Linked DNA regions of Homo sapiens: all the other regions are linked to region 5. A link is a contact called in ENCODE Hi-C or POLR2A ChIA-PET data. All regions are on one chromosome and are shown on one strand. The core of a region is the stretch at or near the end of the contact, and the rest is flanking DNA. Distances in the headings are between cores, read along the strand shown. Region 1 holds the start of NDC1 (NDC1 transmembrane nucleoporin). Region 2 overlaps DIO1 (iodothyronine deiodinase 1). Region 3 holds the start of FAF1 (Fas associated factor 1). Region 4 holds the start of RNF11 (ring finger protein 11). Region 5 holds the start of CC2D1B (coiled-coil and C2 domain containing 1B). Region 6 holds the start of LRRC42 (leucine rich repeat containing 42).

What was found. A loop is a pair of places that touch in the nucleus more often than their neighbours do. ChIA-PET counts read pairs that join two places held with the same protein, here RNA polymerase II (POLR2A). Pooled maps may share reads with other maps.
Region 1: a loop to region 5 is called in a map with no recorded cell type, with 20 times the contacts of the local background. The contact joins the promoter of NDC1 here to the promoter of CC2D1B in region 5. A Hi-C loop is called at or near these places in 1 of 37 single-sample maps with no recorded cell type and 9 of 50 pooled maps. POLR2A ChIA-PET finds 5 or more read pairs at or near these places in 1 of 52 experiments (AG04450).
Region 2: a loop to region 5 is called in a map of breast epithelium, with 10 times the contacts of the local background. The contact joins the enhancer-like site here to the promoter of CC2D1B in region 5. A Hi-C loop is called at or near these places in 1 of 168 maps with a recorded cell type or tissue (breast epithelium). POLR2A ChIA-PET finds 5 or more read pairs at or near these places in 1 of 52 experiments (activated CD4-positive, alpha-beta T cell).
Region 3: a loop to region 5 is called in a map of CD8-positive, alpha-beta T cell, with 11 times the contacts of the local background. The contact joins the promoter of FAF1 here to the promoter of CC2D1B in region 5. A Hi-C loop is called at or near these places in 4 of 168 maps with a recorded cell type or tissue (B cell, CD4-positive, alpha-beta T cell and CD8-positive, alpha-beta T cell) and 11 of 50 pooled maps. POLR2A ChIA-PET finds 5 or more read pairs at or near these places in 1 of 52 experiments (PC-3).
Region 4: a map of CD8-positive, alpha-beta T cell shows a loop between it and region 5 (13-fold over the local background). The contact joins the promoter of RNF11 here to the promoter of CC2D1B in region 5. A Hi-C loop is called at or near these places in 1 of 168 maps with a recorded cell type or tissue (CD8-positive, alpha-beta T cell) and 9 of 50 pooled maps. POLR2A ChIA-PET finds 5 or more read pairs at or near these places in 1 of 52 experiments (OCI-LY7).
Region 6: a loop to region 5 is called in a map of CD8-positive, alpha-beta T cell, with 26 times the contacts of the local background. The contact joins the promoter of LRRC42 here to the promoter of CC2D1B in region 5. A Hi-C loop is called at or near these places in 4 of 168 maps with a recorded cell type or tissue (B cell, CD4-positive, alpha-beta T cell, CD8-positive, alpha-beta T cell and 1 more), 2 of 37 single-sample maps with no recorded cell type and 11 of 50 pooled maps. POLR2A ChIA-PET finds 5 or more read pairs at or near these places in 1 of 52 experiments (activated T-cell).

What each region holds. Positions count from the first base shown.
Region 1 is chr1:53,837,020-53,840,552 of GRCh38, forward strand. NDC1 (NDC1 transmembrane nucleoporin) reads right to left here and starts at 1,277. Exons shown (of 18, transcript NM_018087.5): 1 at 1,186-1,277. The coding sequence starts at 1,242. RefSeq lists a silencer at 1,031-1,160 and an enhancer at 1,271-1,750.
Region 2 is chr1:53,908,709-53,912,209 of GRCh38, forward strand. It overlaps DIO1 (iodothyronine deiodinase 1), which reads left to right. Exons shown (of 4, transcript NM_000792.7): 4 at 1,223-2,378. The coding sequence ends at 1,291. It also overlaps a transcript of IFT25 not described here. Among named protein-coding and RNA genes, the nearest start is that of DIO1, 16 kb to the left of the region's middle. Within about 2 kb of position 1,428, at least 3 of the 41 ENCODE cell types and tissues checked have a DNase peak (open chromatin) inside an H3K27ac peak, as active enhancers do.
Region 3 is chr1:50,958,214-50,962,050 of GRCh38, forward strand. It overlaps FAF1 (Fas associated factor 1), which reads right to left and starts at 2,054. Exons shown (of 19, transcript NM_007051.3): 1 at 1,554-2,054. The coding sequence starts at 1,598. It also overlaps a transcript of CDKN2C not described here. RefSeq lists an enhancer at 1,341-1,390 and silencers at 1,701-1,750, 1,861-2,020.
Region 4 is chr1:51,234,634-51,238,547 of GRCh38, forward strand. RNF11 (ring finger protein 11) reads left to right here and starts at 1,640. Exons shown (of 3, transcript NM_014372.5): 1 at 1,640-2,246. The coding sequence starts at 2,124. LINC01562 (long intergenic non-protein coding RNA 1562) reads right to left here and starts at 463. Exons shown (of 2, transcript NR_147076.1): 1 at 332-463. RefSeq lists a silencer at 1,425-1,904.
Region 5 is chr1:52,364,777-52,368,504 of GRCh38, forward strand. It overlaps CC2D1B (coiled-coil and C2 domain containing 1B), which reads right to left and starts at 1,429. Exons shown (of 25, transcript NM_001330585.2): 1 at 1,293-1,429. It also overlaps the pseudogene PLA2G12AP1. RefSeq lists silencers at 1,029-1,138, 1,179-1,808 and an enhancer at 3,621-3,670.
Region 6 is chr1:53,943,935-53,947,731 of GRCh38, forward strand. LRRC42 (leucine rich repeat containing 42) reads left to right here and starts at 2,416. Exons shown (of 9, transcript NM_001256409.2): 1 at 2,416-2,615. IFT25 (intraflagellar transport 25) reads right to left here and starts at 1,765. Exons shown (of 6, transcript NM_016126.4): 1 at 1,621-1,765. RefSeq lists a silencer at 1,662-2,731.

The DNA.
Region 1 (3,533 bases), core at 27-2,526, 1.5 Mb after region 5:
AGTGCCAAAGGTGGCAACAACCCAAATACCCACATACTGATGAATGGATAAACAAAATATGTGGTATGTCCATACAGTGGATTATTCAGCCACAAAAAGGAATGAAGTACTCATGCATGCTAAACATACACCAGGCACGATGGCATGCACCTGATGTCCCAAATAGTTAGGCGGCTGAGGCAGGAGGACTAGTTGAGCCCAGGAGCTCAAGACCAGGCTGGAGAAGATATCGTATCTCTATTATAAAAATAATTTTTAAAAAAATTTTAGAGGCCAGGCACGGTGGCTCACGCCTGTAATCTCAGCACTTTGGGAGACCGAGGCGGATGACTCACTTGAGGTCAGGAGTTCAAGACCGGCCTGACCAACATGGTGAAACCCCATCTCTACTAAAAATACAAAAATTAGCTGGGCGTAGTGGTGCGTATCTATAATCCCCGCTCCTCGGGAAGCTGAGGCAGAACTCCTTGAACCCTGGAGGCGGGGGTTGCAGTGAGCCGACAACGCGCCATTGCACTGCAGCCTGGGCAACAGGGAGCGAGCCTCCGGCTCAAAAAAAAAAAAAGATAAGACTTACGGACCCAAAAGTTTTTAGTTTGGAATACAGGGGAGATGGCAGTGCACTGGGATAGAAGCACTTTTCCAAAAGGGATCTTTCTCCTCTTTCTCTTTGCACTCCAGAGAAGCGATGTAGTACTGTTAATTCCGTAACTTTAAGGAGGAAGTACTATTCCACTCAGCTCAGTCCCATTCTACCTTACAAAGAACACCTGCCCTGCTTACTGGACCCTAACCCCAGCCTCTACTAATGCCACATTTCTTTCCAATTCCGTGCATTCCTTCCCACTTCTTAACGAAACAAATTAAGTTATTTATTTTGCACCTACTGGATACGGTACCCTTGCGTAAAACTCCGCCTCACTCCCTATTCCAATTTCCATTCAGTCCATCCGTCCCACTCTGACCAGCTTCCTTCCACTCAGGACCCCTCTCCTACCCCGTAACCAACTTCCACTCAGGACTTCCCACAACCCTGCAATCAGTCCCCCAAGTGGTGCCTTCCCCACGCGTTCTCTCCACGCTGCCCCGGGACCGGCCCTCCCCCGCCCAGCGCGCACGCGCGATCAGAGCTTGCCCGCCCGGCCCGACCCTGGCAGTGCGTGCCACAGTGCACGCCGCACTCACGCGCCACAGTATGTCCCGCGACCTGCCGGCGCAGGGCCGGCTCACGGCCGTGGCCATGGAGATGGCGGCCCCTAGTCTAGGGCGTACAGGAGACCGTGCGCCCGCCCGCCACCGCAGTTCAAAGGCAGGAAGGCCCCAGGAGGACCCTGCTGGGTCTGCCTCAAACGCTGCCTGAGCGAAGCCCGGCCCAGGCTCCAACCCATCCCTGCGAGGCTTCGTCTGGACAAGCTCAACAGGCCAGGACTGCCGCGCAGACACGTCCCGCAAACGCGGCTGTAACTCCAGGAACCGCCCTCTGGCGACCAAACGGTCCCTTCGAAGCAGGGTCCAGCGGGGCGCCAGAAGCAGGTGGCGGCGCTGCATGCTGGGAACTGTAGTCTCGACGGCCCCCTGAGAGGAAGTAGGAGGAATGTTGCATTCTGGGACTCGGAGTTCCAAAGTACAGAATGCTGGGAGTCAAGGTCTTCCTGGAGGTGCCTTGAGGCATGCTGGGAATAGTAGTCTTTTATAAAGCCGATAACAGCCACAGTATTGATTGACTGGAATTCTTCAGTTAGAGCTAGCAAAATGATCTGCCCTCATTTCTCCCTATTACTTTATAAGTCACCTAAAAGTGAAACCAAAGGATGTGGTGGTCTTCTCCACAATAGGTACGCAGTAATTTTACTGAAATAAAAAAAAAATTCTCTAGAGATGCCTTTGGTTTCATAAAATCTGGTTTCTACTTCCAGATCTGCCACTTGCTAAATTGAATATTTTTATCTTCTCTGAGCCTCCATTTCTTCAACAGTAAGATAAGGATGAAAATAAAAATATCCTGGTGATGTTGTGAGGATGTAAATAATATGCTATACAAATGTTATCATTAATATACTGCCAGTAAGAAAAAAGGTGTTTCACCAACCCAAGTTTCACCTAATGAAGTCTTCTCAGTGCTTTAGACCTCAGTGAGATCTCTGGATGCATATCGCTAACGCCTTTTTATGCTCAATCACATGCCACAGTCAACATGCAATACTCAAGACAGAAATAGATTCAGTGATTTACTGACTAAGGAAATGCATAGGCTGGTGAGAGGAATTGAGATCACACCTACTGCTCTGCAACGTTTGCTAACAATGGCTTCCTGAATGCTTTAAGATTATATCCTATTCACTTCCAAAATCATGTTACTATCAATCATGTCTAAAGCACTGTAGGACAAACTGGGAATACAACTGATAGATCAAGTCTCTGCCGTGAAGAGATCTATCCGGTGGTGGAGAAAACTTGTAAAGAATTAGTCCAGGCCAGGCACAGTGGCTCACACCTGTAATCCCAGCACTTTGGGAGGCCAAGGCAGGAGGATCACAAGCCAGGAGTTTGAGACCAGCCTGGGCAACATAGTGAGACCTCATCTCCACAAAAACAACAACAACAACAACAACAAACTTTTTTTTAAATTAGCCGGGTGTAGTGGTGCACACCTGTAGTCCAAGCTACTCCATAGACTGAGGCAGGAGAATTGCTTGAACCTGGGAGGTTCAGGCTGAAGTGAGCAGTGATGGCGCCATCACACTCCAGACTGGGCCATAGAGTGAGACCCTGTCCAAAAAAAAAAAAAATCAGTCCAAATGCGTGTTCATAAAGACACCTCAGGTTCTAAGGTTCTTGTGGTAGAGACTACTCGTTGTCTGCCTCAATATCTATTCTCCCCTTCTTTCATAATAATTGAACTCCCAGTTTTTTAACTGGGCATATAGTTATATTTCCCAGCCTCTTTTGCAGCTAGGTATGGCCAGCTGACTGAGTTCAGGCCAATAAAATATAATCAAAGTATTGCATGGTAGCTTCCTAGAAACCCCCTTAAAAGGGAGCTACTGCATGATGGTCTTTGCCTCTTCTTAATCCCATCCTCCATTCAGCTGCCTGGATTTGGGATGTGTTGGCTGCAGCTCTAGCACCATACTGGACCACAGAAAGGGGGTCACACTGTAGGGAAAATGAAGTACTGAGCCTAAAGGAGACTTGATTATTTATGGCAACCATATCAGTTCTAGGCTACCTGCCTTTACCTCCTAATTTCATTTACACAAGAGAGACAATTATTTATTGTTTAAGCCACATCTATTTTTTTTTTTTTTTGAGACAGAGTCTCACTCCTTTGCCCAGGCTGGAGTGCAGTGGCATGATCTCAGCTCACTGCAACCTCCGCCTCTCGGGTTCAAGTGATTCTCCTGCCTCAGCCTCTTGAGTAGCTGGGATTACAGGCGCATACTACCATGCTGGCTAATTTTTGTATTTTTTAGTAGAGACGGGGTTTTGCCATGTTGGCCAGGCTGGTCTCAAACTCCTGACCTCAGGTGATC
Region 2 (3,501 bases), core at 178-2,677, 1.5 Mb after region 5:
AGGGGTCTCATTCTAGACCAAGGGGTTTGGTCTTCATCTTAGGGCAAAGGAGAGCCACTGACGGGTTTGGAGCAGGAAAGAGACATGATCGGACCTGTACTTAGAACGTTCACTGGCTCACGGCTGTAACTCTAGCACTTTGGGAGGCTGAGCCGGGCAGATCACCTGAGGTCAGGAGTTCAAGACCAGCTTGGCCAACATGGTGAAACCCTGTCTCTACTAAAAGTACAAAAAAATTAGCCAGGCGTGGTGGCGTGTGCCTGTAATCCCAGCTACTTGTGAGGCTGAGGCACGAGAATTGTTTGAACCTGGGAGGCGGAGGTTGCAGTGAGCAAAGATTGTGCCAGTGCACTCCAGCCTGGGCGACAGAGTGAGACTCTCTCAAAAAAAAAAAAGAAAAGAAAAAGAAAGTTCACTGGTTCCATGGCCGGGCGTGGTGGCTCATACCTGTAATCCCGGCACTTTGGGAGGCCAAGGCGGGCAGGTCACTTGAGGCCAGGAGTTCGAGACCAGCCTAGCCCACGTGGCGAAACCCTGTCTCTACTAAAAATACAAAAATTAGCCAGGCGTGGTGGAGTGCACCCGTATTCCCTGCTACTCAGGAGGCTGAGGCAGGAGAATTGCTTGAACCTGGGAGGCAGAGGTTGCAGTGAATCAAGATTGCGCCATTGCACTCCAGCCTGGGCAACAGAGCGAGACTCTGTCTCAAAAAAAAAAGAAAAAAGTTCACTGGTTCCTGGTTGAAAAATGGACAGGAGGGAGCAGGGACTAAGGACTGGGGATAGCTGGGAGGGGTGGCAGCTGCCCAGGCTGTAGGATGAAAAGGGCTGACCTAGGGCAGTAGAACTGGAGAGGCAGAGATGGTTCTGAGGTAGGATGGGTAGAACTTGATGTGAAGGCTGGAGAAGATTAGGCCAGTCTGAAGGTCTGATTATGGAAGAAAAGCTTATTTGTACAGAACCCTTCTCTTTTTGAAAGACTATGTCACTTTATGTCCTCTAGTTTTTCTACTTCTCTGTCCAACCTTCCTGTTAACTGCTGATGCCACTGTACACACTTTCTCAACCACCTCACGGTTGCATCTGCCATTGAATTAGCCATGCTGATGGCTCCTACACAGACATCATTTGACCACCTCTTGCAACTAACCTCCAGACCTACATGTTCCTTACAACTTGGAAATCCTTACAAGTTGGGAATGCCTGATTCGTTTCTCTTGCAGGGTAAATCTGGCCCTTGGAACTACAACCCAGAGGAAGTTCGTGCTGTTCTGGAAAAGCTCCACAGTTAATCTGGACAGATACCTCAATTCTAGGTGACCAACGGGAGGGCTTCTCAAGGCTTAGCTCTCCCTGAGACCCAGCTGGCTTTTACCCTTGACCTGTGTCCCTAGCTGAATCACTAGCTCAGATTTTTCTGATCTAAGCAAACAACTCCCAGCTGAGGAATGCAGGCCACAGCACCCAATCAAGACAAATTGTTATTATCAGAAAATGAAGCAACACTTGAGCTGTTCAGGCCAGTTCCCTGTTGAAGAAACAGTTCCCTGTTGAAGAAAGTAGAGCCTGACACTGCTCCCACTTTGGAGACCACATTCCCTGCACACGGTCTTTGAGAGAGCAGTTGCACTCTACAGGCACACTTCTGAGGTACGGTATCTCTCTCCAGCCACTCTGATACCAAGTAATTCAAGCTGGCATTCCTTCTATTAGGGAAATTCATTTTACCCAATTTGCATTTATGGAATTGATCATTTAAGACACTAAATTAGTTTTTAGAACCAATTATGGGAAGAATTCCAGTTGTTAGGAAGAGATGAGGAGTTGGAAGAGGAGGGATTAGAAACAGGAGGAGGCAGTCATCCTCTCCTTGCCAAAAGATTTAAACCTGTCCACATTGGTGGTGATGATGGGTGAGTTTCCATGGTAACACATCCCTAATTTTACCAGGGAAGAGGAGAGTACTCACTTTACCATCTTTGAATATATTTCATAGAAATCTAGCTCTCTGTACCCTGAAATCTTCCACTAGCCTCACTTTTCAACAGAGTCATCTAGAAGGGAGGGTTGGCTTCCCAAAAGCATAACCTTGACCAAACCAAACAATAGGCACCAGCAATGCTGTCATTCAGTTATGCAGAAGCTCATTTGTGAAATTCTGTTTCTCTGATTTCTTCGCAAGTCTCTTAATGGTCATTTGTGTTAGATTACATCAAACTGATGGATAGCCATTGGTATTCATCTATTTTAACTCTGTGTCTTTACATATTTGTTTATGATGGCCACAGCCTAAAGTACACACGGCTGTGACTTGATTCAAAAGAAAATGTTATAAGATGCAGTAAACTAATAACAGAATTATTAAAATATATCAGGCTATTTTGGATGGCTTCCGTGTGATCTTTACATTTTCTTTTCCAATTTGTATCTGATTACCCAGTGTAATCTGACCAGCAAAAATACCATACGCTGAAAGGGCCTCATTTTGGGGGAAGAACATTCAGGCCCTATGTTACATGTTAAATGTGGTTTTGTCTTATGAACTCCTGCTGGAGTGAAATAATTTTTCACATTGGAATCAAATTACCTTTATAACATGACATAAAAGAATGGATCAGGAGACCTTTTGCTAGCATGAGAACATATTCTCTTTAGCTATACTTTAGTTGCTACAAAGTTAATATTATTAATGTTGTCACTTTATTATTTTAAAAATAGTTATTGCAAGAGGCTGAGGCAGGAGAATCACTTGAACTCAGGAGGCAGAGGTTGCAGTGAGCCAAGATGGTGCCCCTTAATTCCAGCCTGGGTGACAGAGCGAGACTCCGTAAAAAAAGTTATTATTAATCATCTACCAGGCACAGTCACTTTCAGATATGTTATCTCATTTAATCTCTATATATCTCAAAGAGGAGATGATTATCCCCATTTTACAGATGAGGAAATCAAGGCTCAGAGAGTTAAGTAACTTGCATAACTTCTCAGAACTAGTAAGTAACAAGCCGAGATTCAAACCGGATCTCTAACTTCAAGGCCAGAGTCCTAGCTCTGTTCCTGCCAGCTGGGTGACTTTGATCAAGCTGCCTTGGTATCTTGACCTATAAAACAGGGTATCAATAGTGCCTAGTCCATAGATTCATGAGTAGAGCACTCAGAACTGTGCCTGACTTGGAGAAAGTGTCATGAAGTGTTGGCTATTATTACGATTATCATAATTATTGTCCCACAACTGCTTCCTCGGGCCCTTTTTTGGGGGGTTGGAGGTGGAAGGAGGACAAGACAATATGGATGCTGAATAAAAATTCCCCATCCTACCAAAGCCACTCATGACCAACATAGGCATGAGTTTGTGAGGCTATACTGAAAATGAGAAGCTGTGACAATGATGGGACTGAAGCACAGATGAGCACTCACTGTTCCTCCTAAGTACTAAGTTGCACAAAAGGAGACAGGATGTAAGGCAAGCCTCTTCTGAATCACTTCTCTGATGGTCTTCCAATTC
Region 3 (3,837 bases), core at 804-3,303, 1.4 Mb before region 5:
ACATCAAAATCTTATGGTCAACTTTTATTATAAGGACACTCCTTTATTAGTTTGGAGGTTATGGTTTAATCAAACTGTAGATATATGCATATTCCTAATACCTGTATATCAGATTTCACTGGGTAACCAAAACAGCAAACTCTGAAAATGGTTATCTGAACGTTAATTTGTAAAAATAAGGGCCGGGAGCAGTGTGGCTCACGCCTGTAATCCCAGCACTTTGGGAGGCCGAGGAGGGTGGATCACGAGGTCAGGAGATCAAGACCATCCTGACTAACACGGCGAAACCCTGTCTCTACTAAAAATACAAAAATATTAGCCAGGCGTGGTGGCCGGCGCCTGTAGTCCCAGCTACTCGGGAGGCTGAGGCAGGAGAATGGCGTGAACCTGGGAGGCGGAGCTTGCAATGAGCCGAGATCGCGCCACTGCACTCCAGCCTGGGCGACAGAGCGAGACTCCGTCTCAAAAAAAAAAAAAAATTAATTAATTTTAAAAAAAATAAGGAACTTAATAGAACAGAGAGAGAGAAAAGCCCAACAAAATTTCAGCAAGGAAAAATACTGCCTACTAAGCTAGTGTTAGAACCTGTGCAATGTGAGTATTAAAAAAGAGGGAAAAGTCTGCCTATACTTGACAGTAGCTTCTAAGTTGATGCCAAAATGGCCAAAAATATCTCACTAAAATAATTCCTTCACCAAACATCAAAAGGCAAAGGTAGCACTCACAGGATATTAGTTCTAGCTCCAAGTCTTTCACAATGCATACAGTTCTACTTTCAAAGGGCCTTCCTAAGATACTTACATGTCAGTGGCACTACGACTGGGTTTATTAAGAGAACAGCCTTTACTTATCCTTTAAAGTATTCCTGGAGAAAGGACACCAACCAAGCAATTCAAGTCTGTAGGGGAGGGGAATCCGCAAATATGAATAGGTAATTTATTAAGCTTGTGAATTCATTGCAGAGATACTCTGGAATATATAGTCTTATCTGTCTCCTTGTTATCTTCTTACCCTCCAAAGATTCCAATTAGGCAAAGTCTCAAATGTTTACTCCTCTTTGAAAAGGACCTCAGTACCCCATTGTCATTGCCCTCGCCATCTCATCATTCTGCTTTTTTACTCTTCCCTTAATACAATATAAATACACCACGCCCATAACACCACACGCTCCACGCTCACACTCCATACATCTCTCCCCACAGAACCACCCAAAACATCCCATACTTAATGGTCCAACACCAATTAAAACAAAAACTCTACACGTCCCCCCATATAATACAGGAAACACTACACATTCCACACACATTGTAACCCAAGTCATTAATACCTCCAATCCCATTCAACCCGTACTTAACACATTCTACACACTCATGATAGCATATAAATTATACGCTTCTCCATAGCTCGCCACACACACACACACACGCCACGCACCGTATAAAAGCCTAAATGACACACCACTGCAGCGTTCAAACGCTGGGAAGAAGACTCCCTTGTGGCACCGGAAACCCACGAGGTTGGAAGTGGGAGGGGAAGAGGGCCAGATACTTCACCTGAAAATCCGCCAGGATCATCTCCCGGTCCATGTTGGACGCCATGGCGGCCGCCGAGTTCCGCGGCTCCGGGAGCGAAGCGCGCACCTGGGAGGCAGACGGCACCTCCTGCGACCGTCGCCGCCACCGCCGCCGCCGCCGCCGGGCGCCGAGGGGCTGGCGGGCGAGCCGGCGGGCGGGTCGGCGGGCCAGCGGGCGGGGCAGCGCGGGAAGCGCTAGGCGCTCATGCACTCGGTAACCTTCAGGCGCCCCGGCCGCCCGCCTGCAACCTGCGGAGCCCGCGTCGCAGCAGCCCGGACAGGAAGATTGGTCTGGATGTGGGTCCGGTCTTACAGTCGCGGGCCAGGATGAGGGCAGGTTGCGACAGCGCGCACCCGGATACCTTCAGCGGCGTTAAGCCCGGCGGGGGCGGGGAAACCGAGCGAGCGAGCGGGCGGGCGAACGCCGCGGCCGCCTCCGCCTCCTCCGCTTCCTCCCTGGCCGCCGCCTCCGCCCCTGGTTGGCCAGCGCCACGGCTGTCGCACATTTTGCCTGTCATCGAGGTCGCAAAGCGCCGCTTTGCGGCTCCACGTGACCACCCTCCTGTCAAGCGCTGAGCGCGCGACTACCCGGCCAGGATCTCTGCGCTGGCGGCAGAGACTGCAACCTGCAGCTGCGGAAGCTTCAAGTCTCGCAACAGGTTATTCCAGTTTGGATTTAAGCAAAGGCCTCAGGATAGCGCCTCCCCCTAGCTGAGGCGGGGACCAGATTGTGCACCTCACGTGGTTAGTCACACAAATACACACCACCCTCACAAACCAACTAAACACACTGTTACAACTCGTCTAACAAACAGCATTTCAGAAATATATGTTTTTCTCTACAATGTTTCAGCAAAATACAGCTTCATATAGTCTCTCACGCTCAACCTGTCAAAACCGAATCCACACTGTCACACCCAGTCCCAAGCTCCCTGACGTCTGCATCCTCAGACTCCGTAACACAGAAGTAACCAGACTGCCATGGTAGACATGGGAGAGACGAGGAAGCTGAGAAAGGTAAAAATCTCGTTCCAGAGAAGAGGAGGAGCATTTTTTTTAATTGATAAGGTAGTTATGAGAAATAACAACCTCGAGTTAATAGGGTTGCTCCAAAGGGGGAAAAAAGGGAAAACCTTTCTACTGCTGCAGTTATATTTGTTTTTTTAAGCTGAGACATCTTACAAATGGGATAAAACTTGAATCCAGCTTTGAATATAGTCAGTCTATTTTTATTTATTTATTTATTTATTTATTTATTTATTATTTTGAGACGGAGTCTCGCACTGTGGCCCGGGCTGGAGTGCAGTGGCGCGATCTCGGCTCGCTGCGACCTCCGCTTTCTGGGTTCAAGCGATTCTCCTGCCTCAGCCTCCATAGTAGCTGGGATTACAGGCTCCCGCCACCAAGCCCGGCTAAGTTTTTTTTGTATTTTTAGTAGAGACGGGGTTTCACTATGTTGGGCAAGCTGATCTCGAACTCCTGTCCTCGTGATCCGCCCTCCTCGGCCTCCCAAAGTGTTGGGATTACAGGCGTGAGCCACTGCACCCGGCCTATTCATTTTCATAAGAAATTATTTTGGAATATTCACCAAATATTGAAAGTTTCAACCCATGGTCAGAAATTGACAACCTCTGTAACTAAAACAGCCAAAGACTATGTACAATGAAGTGTGACAGTTTGTAATTGTCGTCCAGGTTAGAGAAAGTGTGACAGTGGAAGTTGTTCATCCTTGACTTGGGAAAATATCAGCTTCTGGATTGTCATGGGGCATTTACTTGCTTTGGAAAGTATGTAAAAGCTTGAAAATGTGAAGTAAGATTGCTGATTTTATCCTGTAGAGCTAAAATAACTAGTGAAATCATCATGTAGCATGAAGGCCTAGGCTTCCCTTAAGAACTTTTTAAACTTGTATCATTTATTTACTTTTTTAGAGACAGGGCCTCACTATGTTGCCCAGGCTGGCTTCCAACTCCTGTGCTCAAGCCATCCTCCCACCTCAGCCTCCTGAGAGTGGGGATTACAGGTGTGAGCCATACCACCACACCCAGCAAGGCCTAGGCTCCATAAACTGGGAATATATTCATGAGAAATCAGAAATATGACCTAATTGTTCAGTTTCACTGAATATAAAGAAGTGCACTGTATTATGATCTGAGTTTATTCTGTGTGTTTCCTTAAATGAAAATAGGCTGGCCTACAGTTCTTAAGTACTAATCTGTGTTTAGACCAGAATTAGCTAGATAATAGAACCCTCCACAGTCACA
Region 4 (3,914 bases), core at 390-2,889, 1.1 Mb before region 5:
GAATCCCTGACCTCAAGTGATCCACCCGCCTTGACCTCCCAAATTGCTGGGATTACAGACGTAAGCCACCACGCCTGGCCCAAAATTATGAGTCTTTTCAAAAATTTTATATCAAAAAGGTGATATTTAATGTGGAATTTGAGTGCATTTAAATAAGATAGTGACTTCGTAGAATAGGGACTGCAGAGTAAGAGTGTTCAGACCCATTCGAGTTTAATATAGCCCTACCTCTAAGAATCCTTTCTGTTCCTCACTCAAATGAACTAATTGCTGTCTTTCAGTTCCTCTAAAAACCTTGGGGTCCGTGGCAGGGTGTGGGCTTAGGACTCACCTGATTACTTGTCTTCCCAGGTGGTCTCTGGGCTCTATCAGGAACAAGCCAGGTATGATCATCCTTTTCCCCAGTCCTTAGCGTGGGGTCTGGTATACACACGCACACACAACTTCAGTAAATGGTGAATGAAACGAAAGGCAGTCAAGATCCACCTGTTGAATGAACGTCTATCAGGAGCACTGTCATCCTTCTTGCTTCCTTCTTTTGCATATGTTGTTTGAGCTGCTCATTCAACCAAGGAGAGAGCATACTCTACCTTGGGCAGTGTGCCAGCCTTGCACAGAGGGACAGATGATTCAGCTTGATCAGGCTGTGACAGAGAAAAGCTCAGGGTCTGAGAGCACACAGGATGCGACTAACCCAGACTGGAGGGTCAGGAGAGTCTCCCCAGGGGAAATGAAGTTGCATCCAGAAGGATTCCTGAGAATAATGATTAGCCTGATGAGAAGCAGAAAGGTTGGGAGTGGAGGGAAGTGGGTTTCTGTGAGAGAAACAATATGGACAAAGGCCCCAGGCAGAGGCAATAGTATTCCAGATAACGAAAAGCATTTTAGAGAGTCTAGTTTAGAATTTGTGAAGGAGGTGACAATGCTGCTAATGAGATTGAAAGGGAGTCAGATTTGTAAACCATTTAAGGATTGTCTTAAGGACAGCCTTGAGGAGACACTGAAGGTTTTAACAGGAGAATGACATGATCCGATTTAAATTTTAAAAAGATAACTCTGTCAACTGTGCCAACAGTGAATTGGATGTGGGCAATGATGAACTCAGGAACAGCTGAGAGTCTATTGCAGAAGCCAAGGTGAGAGATGATGGTGGCTTGGACTTTGGTGCTGGGACTGGAAAGAAATGAACAATCTGATATACAACTGGAAGAATAATCTCTCTGGCTGTGATGTGGAAGGATAAGGACGTGATTGGACAGGCAGGGATGGTTCAGTAACGAGCTAGGACTTTATTGTGAAGGGATAAAGGGGAAGCTTTTAACATTTTAATCATGGGACTGATCCATTCCGATATGGGTTTATATAAATAGACCGCTTGGCGGAGGGTGGTGAGAAGACTGTCAGGCAGTGCACAGGTAAGAACTGAGCCCTAGACGGGGCAGGAGCAATGAATGTGGGGAGGCGCGGGAGACGGGAGATTGGTTTCGGAGCCAGGTACGGAGCCAAGCAGTCAGAGAGAAGCAAAAATTGACGCAGCACCGAGAACAGCTGCTAGTGGAGAGGGGGATGGGCGCCGCCGGAGCCGCCCTCGCCTCCTGGCGCCGGGGGCGGGACCAGAGCACGCACGGCGCGATGACGCAGTGCCCGAGCCGGCCTCGTTCTGGCTGCCGCCGTCTCGCTGAGGCGGAGTAGGATGAGGCCCGCGGCCGTGGCTCCGGCGTCGGCGGGGGCAGCAGCAGCTGAGGCAGCAGCTGAGGCAGCCGCGACGGCCGCGCCCCCCCCCGCTGACCTGGATTAGGCCCAGCAGCTCCGTGGCCGCCGCCGCCCCGCGGGGGGGCGGGGTGGGGAAGTGCTTCGTCTCCCCGCCCCCCCCCCCCCATCGCTGCCTCGCAGGAGGCGAACGCCGCGACCCCAGCGGAGCCCGCGGCCCAGCCTTGATCCCCCAACCCCGGGGGCTGGCATGAGCGGCCCCTCGGCGGCACCGTGGGGCGGTGGAGTCGCCTCCGCCTGATCCCCGGCCTGTCGCCCGACCCCACCTCGCCAACCGAGGCGGACCGCGGAGTGTGCGAACGACCCCACCGCTGCTTTCTCCTCCCCCAGATCACGCACCCCAGCTCCGGAAGATGGGGAACTGCCTCAAATCCCCCACCTCGGATGACATCTCCCTGCTTCACGAGTCTCAGTCCGACCGGGCTAGCTTTGGCGAGGGGACGGAGCCGGATCAGGAGCCGCCGCCGCCATATCAGGTAGGGGAGGGTGTGTGTTGGGGGGAGCGAGTAGAGGCAGCTCTGGCGGAGATTGAGGGGGCTTCGGGGCCGTCTCTGCCCCTGGCTTCGGCAAGGCCTGGCCTGGGCGGCATTGACCCCTTAGGGCTGGATCTGAGGGCATTTGCTCTCTGATCTCAGAGTAAGGTTGATTCTTCGCCTGCCCTCGGGCACCGTGTGGGGATGATACCCTCTGCCCTTGAGTTCTGGGATCAGAGTATGTGATCACATCCCCTTGGCCAGTGTCTGGTGGTTCGCTTGTGGAGTTTGGGAGTGACATTTTCCTGTCTTTATGTCTGAATCGTATGATTTCCTCATCGCACCGCCAACTGGATTATGGGTTCTGGATAGGTGGTTGCCAAGCACCACCCCCCCGCCCCATTTATGTTTTCATGTGTGGTCGTCCTCTTACCCACCTCCCTCGTCTTTTTGTTAATTGGATCTGGCAGGTTTTCCCTCTGCTTGGGAGACGGATCTCCAAGTGGTGATTTTAACCCTAGCGACATCGAGTTACTTGTGTGTGTGTGTATATATATATATATGTGTATATATATATATATATATATGTATATAAATTTTAATCCCTCCTCTTTTTGCTCCACCCATATGACACACCTTTTAAACGTGCTGACTTAAGAAAACTTGATTAGCTTGAACTTTGGAAACCTTTAAACCTGGCTTGGGAAATTCCTTCGGTTACTCGTGTTCTCCCTTTGTATCAAAGACTCTCCTAAATACGTTGTACTGCTTTTTGTACAATAATCAGTAGTCCCAGATGTGTTGCAGAATTCGAGTGAAGACCTCTTAAACTCAAAATAGGTATGTGGATGTTATAATCCACAATAGATGTGTGAAAACCTTTCCTGTACTTTTTCCATTTTAGATGATATTGAATACACCCTTTTCCAGAGGGCTTCAATAGTAGTAGTGCTTAATTTCTTCCTGAAGAGTTTAGTTTTCTGACTGGGTAGGCTCCTTTGTTGTTTCATGTGATGACATCATTATCTAGTGTTTTCTTTTCTCATTCCTGTGTAAACCAATGTCTCATCACACCAGAAAAACCTGATCATATATATGCTCGTTTTCTGAATAAAATTCTTCTGGGGGCATTTCATATATACCAGTAAGGTCCAGTCTTGATTGTGGTATTACAGAAGCCTCCATGACTTCTCCCTCTTACGTTCTATATTCCAGGCCTACCAAATACACCAGGCTGTTCACAGCTTTGTTTTGCTCCAGTTCCTCTCTGCTTGGAGCCCTTCGCCCGGGTCAGCCAGGTGGACATCTAATCCTCTTTGAGAACTCAGCTTTCATGTCTGAAGTCCCAGCATTCCCTTCCTTCCCAGCCCGAATCCCTTGTGTCCCCACTGAAACCTCTACACTTCCATAAGCAATATCTATAACACTTTAGTGTTGTATCTTTGTTAGATGTGTGTCTCATCCTTGTAATCGCCTCCTTCAGTGCAAGCTGCGTGAAGGTAGAGAATCTGTGTTTCCGGTTTGCTGTTGTATCCCTCGCATCTGCCTCAGTAGGGACTCAGTAACTGGGAGATAAATTACGAGTAAAAGCCCTTGAGAACAGGGACTCTCCCCTCGCTCAGTTTCTGGCACATAAGCACCTAAATGCTGAATTAATTAATGAAGTTGAAT
Region 5 (3,728 bases), core at 179-2,678:
ACTGAAGCAGCACAGGCCATGGGAGGGATGGGGATCACCTGTTAATGGGTTTACTGAGGAATGTTCTGAACGGACTCAAATTTAAAAAGCACATTCAGGGAAGTACTCTAGGTTCAGGGTGGGTGGAAGGCTGGGTAGAATTCAGAAAGGCTCTAAAGCTGTGCTTATGGAAGCCACAGCTGGCTATTTAATTTTAAATTTCAATGAATTAAAATGAAATAAAGCTAAAAATCCAGTCCATCAGCCACAACAGACACATTCCAAGTGCTTAACAGCCATATGTGGTGAGGGGCTATGACCAGACAGCACACACACAGAACATTTTCATCATCCAAGGACATGTCATCAAAGTTCCATCTCACAGCTGAGCTCTGGAGAAAGCTGGCTCAGCATTCTGATTCCCATAAAGATCTCACAGTTATTCACAGGACCTCCTGTGTCAGACCTTGCGCTGGGCACTGGGAGCGCAGAAATGAACCTAAGACGGTCTCAGCCTTCAATGACCATTTACAGGGTGGAGGTGGACTACACGGGGTTGCCCCAGGGGCCATGGGTGCCCTGAGGTGACCCCTTCTTCAGCCCTGGGAGAAAAGGCTCCTCCTTCGAGGCGGTGACGCCTGAGCTGAGTCACGCAAAGAAGTTGGGGGAAAGAGGGAAATAGGATTCCAAGACGAGGGAACACTTGACGGCTCTGAAGTGGGGAGCAGCTTGGCCTGTACAATGGAACCTGAGGCCTGGTATGACTGGGGCATAAGCGGTGAGGCCTGAATGCACAAGCCGAGGTGGAAATGTGAGCAAGCGGCAGAATATGAAAACCTCTAAGCCGAAAAGCGTTTGGGCATTATTCTGAGGGCGCTGGGAAAGAAGTGGCGGGATCGTATCGGTGTTTCAGAAACCCCATTCTGGCACCAAAGGGGAGGTGCACAGAAGGTAGGGGGAAAAGGCAGGAAGCCGGCGCATCTCGCCACAGCGCTGGCGGGGAGACCAGCTGACGGGCGTGGAGGCGGCGGGGAGCGGGCGGAGGAGCTGGCGGGCGCTCCGGGGGACTCTGAGTGTCAGATTTCGGGAGTGACTCCGGCTCAGGTGAAAGCGAGGCCAGACACTCCAAGGCTGCGGCCCCGATGACACAGCCAGGCCTCACGGAAGGTGGGCAACGGAGTCCGTAGGGGGAGGCGACACGGGACCCCCACTCCCGCGCTGCGGGACGCGCCGCCCTGCCCCGCCCGCGCCGCCTCCATCTACCCCCGCGGTCCCCAGAACTCCCCACGCCGAGGGGCGGGGACGCGGCATACCTCGCGGTGAATCCGAGCCAAACCCCGGCCTTGTCTCACCCGGCACCGCCCTGGGCTCCCGCGGGCCCTGGGCCGCAGCGGTAGCGACAGGAAGCGCCAGCAGGGGAGGTGGCTCGCGCGCAACACGTGACCCCACTGGCCGGCGGCCGGCAGTGCGCATGTGCACGGCTACGCGGGCGGGGGGCTCCAACAGGTGACACCGGGGCGGGGTTCGCAGCGCGCAGGCGCGTTCGGGTAGGTAGCGCAGGACAGGAACTCTGGGCGGTTCCGCCGGGGCGTCCACCGGCCGGCTCCAATGAGGTCGCTGCGCCCAGCCCTCGCCCACTTGCAGCCTCTCCACCGAACCTCCTCCCTCACTCAGCCCGAGGCGCTGGGCGCTCGCTCGCTCGCTGGACCTACCCCGCCTCCAGCCCTCGCCCCGCCCCACCGAGCAAGAGGGCGGGGCCTACCCAAGCTCCGCCCTGGAAGAGAGACAGGGGCGGGGCTCACCTGCTTGTCCATGTCCTTTAAGCCTGGGGAAATGGAAATGGGGCCCACCATATGTTTCTTAATAATTCAGCACCTGAAAGTATCCTTTTCCGGTCCGTTGAAAACTTCAGACAGGCAGAGCTCGCTGCACATCTTAAATACTTTACAGAGTCTAACACTAAGTTCTCACTCGCCTACCCTGCTGTGCAATCAAATGGCATGGAGGATATTAAGGAGAGAAACGGAGTATACCCGTTTTCTGCCAAGCTTGTGTCAGTCACTTTTCATAATGGAGCTTATACCAGTTCTCAATCCTGCAAGATGGACATCATCTCTAGAAGAAACGGAGGCTCAGAGAGAATTATTTGCCCAGGGAAATACAAAACCAACCTCTTTAGCATCAGTAAATATGCTCTAGTCTAGTTTTCTAAGGAAAGCACGTTTCTCCCTGCGGCTTGCAGAGTCCAGTTAACAAGAGATTGAGCTCAGGAGTCCGAGACCAGCCTGGGCAACATGGCGAAACCCTGTCTCTACAAAAAATTACAAATATTAGCCGGGTGTGGTGGTGCGTGCCTGTAGTCCTACCTACTGAGAGGCCGAGGCAGGAGAATCGCTGTGGCCCCGGAGGTCCAAGCTGCAATGAGCTGTCAACTGCACTCCAACCCGGGTGACAAGGTGAGACCCTGTCTCAAACTAAAACAAACAAAAAAACCGAGAGCGGAGTAATGGGGAAGTGGCCAGATTCCCATCTAAAGTAACCACTTCGATTTTGGGGGGAAAGAGAACGGCTTAAAAGGAAAATTTGATATGGGAAGCATGCAAGAATTGTACAGAGTACAACGTCTGTGTGTCTTGTTCTGGTGGCTATCTTGGGTCCCAGCCTACCTGGAGCGTGGGCTGGTCTCATCTCCACAATGGCCCCGCTGTTGACTAGCCACCTTGAAGTAATCTTTGGAATTTTGCAGCTGTGTCTCCAGGCTTGGTTTGTCTGTCTCAAGATTAGCCCTTGGAACTTCTCAGAAGGCAGATAATTAAATACTAGCATACAGTAAGATAAATGTGAAGGGAGTATATACAGTGAGAAAGGGAGGGATATGGGGTCTATTTTACAGCTAAGGGAAAAGGCTTTTGCAGTTTGCTTCAAGGTTGTATCTTGAAACCCAAGAGAAAGGAAAAAAAGTTTTAAAATGTATTTTAAAGTTAAACTGCTGGATTAGTTTCTTCTGTCTAAAACATTGCCATCTCCTCTCCTGCCTATGCCTTGAACTTTTAAATTATGTTTTCTAGTTAGCGATCTCCCAGTTTACTTGGACAAAGGGCTTTTCCATCTCCTGATTGCTTACTTTTTTTCTTTTTTTTTTTTTTGAGACAGGATCTCATTCTGTCACCCAGGCTAGAGTGCAGTGGTGCGATCTCCACTCACTGCAACCTGCACCTCCCAGGCTCAAGCAATCCTCTCACCTCAGCCTCTTGAGTAGCTGGGACCACAGGCACGTGCCACCATGCCCAGCATTTTTTTTTTTTTTTTTGTAGAAACATGTTTTTGCTATGTGCCCAGGCTGATCTCAAACTCCTGAGCTCAGGGGATCAACCCACATCAGCCTCCCAAAGTGCTGGGATTACAGGCGTGAGCCACCATGCCCTGCCCATTACCATATTTAAATTGAGATTTCACATCCATATTTCTCATTCCTTTTAAAATTATTTAAAAATTTTTATAATGAAACATTTAAGATATAAACAAAGATACACAATATTTAACATTTACTAGAATGCAAGCTCCAGAAGGAGAAATTTTTTTATTGCTTCTCCAAGTGTCTCGTGTCTACAGCAGTGCATGGTACATAGTAGGCACTCAATAGTTCCTTGTTGTGTGAATTAACTACATGGACATCTATTACCAGTTTAAGGGAAAAAAAAAAGCAGGTGAGCGGGCGCGTCCCCGCGACCGCGCTGCCTCCCCGAGGC
Region 6 (3,797 bases), core at 1,166-3,665, 1.6 Mb after region 5:
TTAAAAGAGAGTTACACTTTAGGGTTGATATGGAGCAGATGAATAGGAAAGAATGTACTCTCCAAATGTTCAGTTCTTTTCTTACCTCACATTCTTAAGTTTTCTGAGAGAAGCAAACACATGCTTTAATACAAAACTCATTTCACACCTTCTATATTCACCATTACCCTTCCTATTTCCTGTTTTGGGTAGAATTACTTAAGTAGAAACGGCAGAGACTTGGTTTTCTTTAAGGTTCTTTGTTGCAGTTAATGAGAAGAGGCAACCAACCTTAGAGAAATCCATACAATGCCAGGCCTGGTGACTCGCCTGTAATCCTGACACTTTGGAAGGCCGAGGTGGGCGAACAGCTTGAGCTCACAAGTTCAAGACCAGCCTGGGCAACATGGTGAAACCCCAAAACCCTCTCTACTAAAAATTCAAAAATTAGCCGGACCTGGTGGCAGGCGCCTGTAATCCCAGCACTTTGGGAGGCCCAGGCAGGCGGATCACTTGAGGCCAGCGGTTCAAGACCAGCCTGACCAACATGGTGAAACCTCGTCTCTACTAAAAATATAAAAATTAGCTGGGTGTGGTGGCAGGTGCCTGTAATCCCAGCTACTCCGGAGGCTGAGGCAGGAGAAGCTCCTGAACCCAGGAAGCGGAGGCTCAGTGAGGCGAGACCGCGCCACTGCACTCCAGCGTGGGCGACGAGCGATTATGTCTCCAAAAAACAAAACAAAGTGCAGGTTTGGGAGGTAGTCTAATCCCCCACCCCTTTAGAGCAAGGCAATTTCCTCAGGGCCGCAGTTTACCAAAGGTGGTACACTCTGGGGTGCTATCCTTTCCATTTTTTACAATCCCTGACCCTGGTATTCCCTGATGCCTTATCCTGTCTTCTAAACCAGTGCCACTGGTTTCGTCCCCAGTTCACCCTTTCATCGCTAGCTCACATGCCCTTTGTGGTCCTTCTTTCCCCAAACCTCTTCAGGTCAAGTCCTTAGAGGACCTTCTCCCTGACCAGCTCCCTTGGTTCTGGTGCTACAGCTGGACTCCTCACGCTCTTTCTTCAAGCATCATCCATTGGGAACGTGGTGTACTTTAGAAAACACGGACCCGGCCTAAGGCTTCTGTCTCCGAGGGGCCAGGGCCACGGCTTCCAAGGCAAACCAGCCCTGGCACCACCTTCTCACCTCCATCCCAAACCCTCCTCCTCAGTTCAAGGCCCTAAAGCCTCAGACTTGTGGAGGCCCGCCCCAAATTATGTAAAGAATATATAAATGCCCCCGACCTTAGGTACAATTTATAGCTAGATGTGTTACGTTGCGGCTGACAGCTTACATTACATTTTGGTAGACTAATTAATTTCGATTTACAACTGGTTTTCCCTTTTGGGGGGTCAAGACGCTATTTCTGGCCTCAAAGAGTTTCGTGGGCTGGTAGTGGCGCTTCCAGGGTCTAGAGGAAAAGGCGGGCCCGCGTCAGACCTCCCGCCGCGGCCCTTCCACGCCTCCCGCCGCGCGTCTCTTCACCACCCCTCCACTGTTGCTCCCTTCCCACCAACATCCCCGTCCTTCTGCCTTGCCCGGCCAGGCCCCCATACCCTCTGGTGCCAGCCTGCCTACCCCGCTACCCGCTCACCTGGGACTCCCGTTAGCTCTGGGCGCCGGACCTTCCGGGCTCGAAACCTCCCTTGCGCCCCGCCCCACGCAGAGCGTCCCGACCCGCAGCTCCGCCTGCTCGCCGCGGCCTCCGTGGAGTCCGGGGTCGCGCGCGCTCCAACTCTGAAATCTTCGCGCCACGCCTCCCACAAGCCCCGTCCCACCCTCAGCCCCGCCCCTTCGCCGCGGCCACCGCTGAGTTTCCGGGCGCGCGCTCCTACCCCGAGCTCTTTGCGCCACGACTCCCACAGGCCCCGCCCTGCCCTCAGCCCCGCCCCACCCCGCCACCGCGGCCTCCACCGAGTTCCCGGGCGCGCTCGCTCCACCGAGTTCCCGGGCGCGCTCGCTCCTACCCCGAGCTTTTCGCGCCACGCCTCCCAGAGGCCCCACCCCGCCTCAGCCCCGCCCCCTCGCGGCGGCCTCGGCCCCTCCTACCCCTAGCTCTTAGCGCCACGCCTCCCACAGGCCCCGCCCACAATCGGCCCCGCCCTCTCCGGCTCCCATTACTTCGCGGGCCAAGATGCGAAACCACTCCTGTGCGCCTTTCCCCAGGCCAGTCCCGGGGCGCGCGCTGCCTACCCTCCCCCAGCTCAGCTCTATCCCCGGGGCCCGCAGGACCCAGGGGACCCACCCTCCCGCGAGCACGCACGCGCAGGGCCCACCTCTGCGAGTTCCAAACCCTCGGCCCTCGGGTCGCCTGCCCTGGGCCTGGCCCCGCCTCCAGGTCCGGCCCCGCCTTCGTGCCGGGGCCCGCGCACGCGCGCCTCCCCGGCCCAGCCTTGCTCCCGCCCCCGCCGGTCCCGCGGTCCCACGGCGCCTGGTTGCCCCCAGCCCCCTCCCTCCTCCCACCTTCACTGTGTCCCACCCTTCCTAGCTTTGTGCCCGGGGTGCTGAGCCCTTCCCCGTCAGCCGGGCCGCGGGAGGAGGGAGCCGTCACCGAGGAGCTGCCGCTCGCTGCCCCGGGCAGGGGCACAGGTAGGTGGCGGCCGCGGGCCGGGCCGCTCGCGGGGCCCCGGGTTGCGTGTGGGAGCGGGGGCGGGGTGTTAGGGAGGGGCGGGGTGGGGGAGGGGACGCCCCAGAGGGACGGCGGGGCGCGGGTTGAGGGGAGGATGAGGTATACTGGTGGGGGCGATGGGTTTAAGGGTGGCGTAGGGGTGCGGGGGCAGGCTATGGGGACGTGTGAGAATTGGGGTTCGGGGCCTGGGTGGGACAGGGAGCAGGATTAGCCTGGGTGGACTCGGGGAGAGGCATGCTTGGGGAGAGAGCGGGAAGAAGGAAGGGGGAAGGGAATGGGATTTTAGGGGTTCAAGGAGGAAACGAGATAGGATAGGAATAGAGAGGGTGGGGTCTTGGGGGCAGGGAAGAAAAGTTGGGGGTGTGGAATGCCAAGTTGGGGATAGTGAGGCGTGAAGGAAGAGGGTCTTGAAGATTGAGAACAGAAGGCAAGGAAAGGGATGGAGAGATTGGGGTCCTAGGAGAGGGAAGCCCCTAGAGTGGGAAGAAGGGAAGAATAGATGGTGAAGGAGAGGAGTGGGGGGTGGAGGAGTGTGGGGAAGGAAGGGGAGGCAGGTGAAGGTTGGGAGATCGGAGGTTGGAAGGTTGGGTCTGTGGGACAGCAAGCCACCTTTCACCAGGGGCTCGGAAGGGCTGGAAGGGTCTGAAGGTTGAAAGGGGCAGGAGAGCTGGGGTGGGCGAAGGGAGTGGGGTTAGGATTTTTGGTGTGAGAAGCGCTAGAATTGGTAAGAGTGTCACGTTGTGGGAGAGACTGGCATGTTCTTGGAGGGAAGTAGGGAGCCTGAAAGGGTATGGGTGAGAAGGCAGGTAGGAAAGTGCATATTATAGGAAAAAAGTAGTGAGGAAAGTTGAAAATTGAAGAATGGGGACACACAGAACAATGAAGGTGGATTGTTGGTTATTGGTGGTTTAGAACTACCCATAGTTTAGTTTCTGTTTAGGTTTTTATGTTAGAAATTTTCCCAAGAATACTGCATTTTCAGATAAACCAAAAGTGTCTGCAGCCTTGGGATGAAGGCCATGGGTTGGCAGATGTTCTCCTGGTATATGGATGTAGCTCATTTTGGGCCTGGCTGAGGGAAGAAGGGAGGCCTCGTTGTAAATGTCCTGGCTGTGTTCCCACTAGCTCTTTCCCCAGATGTG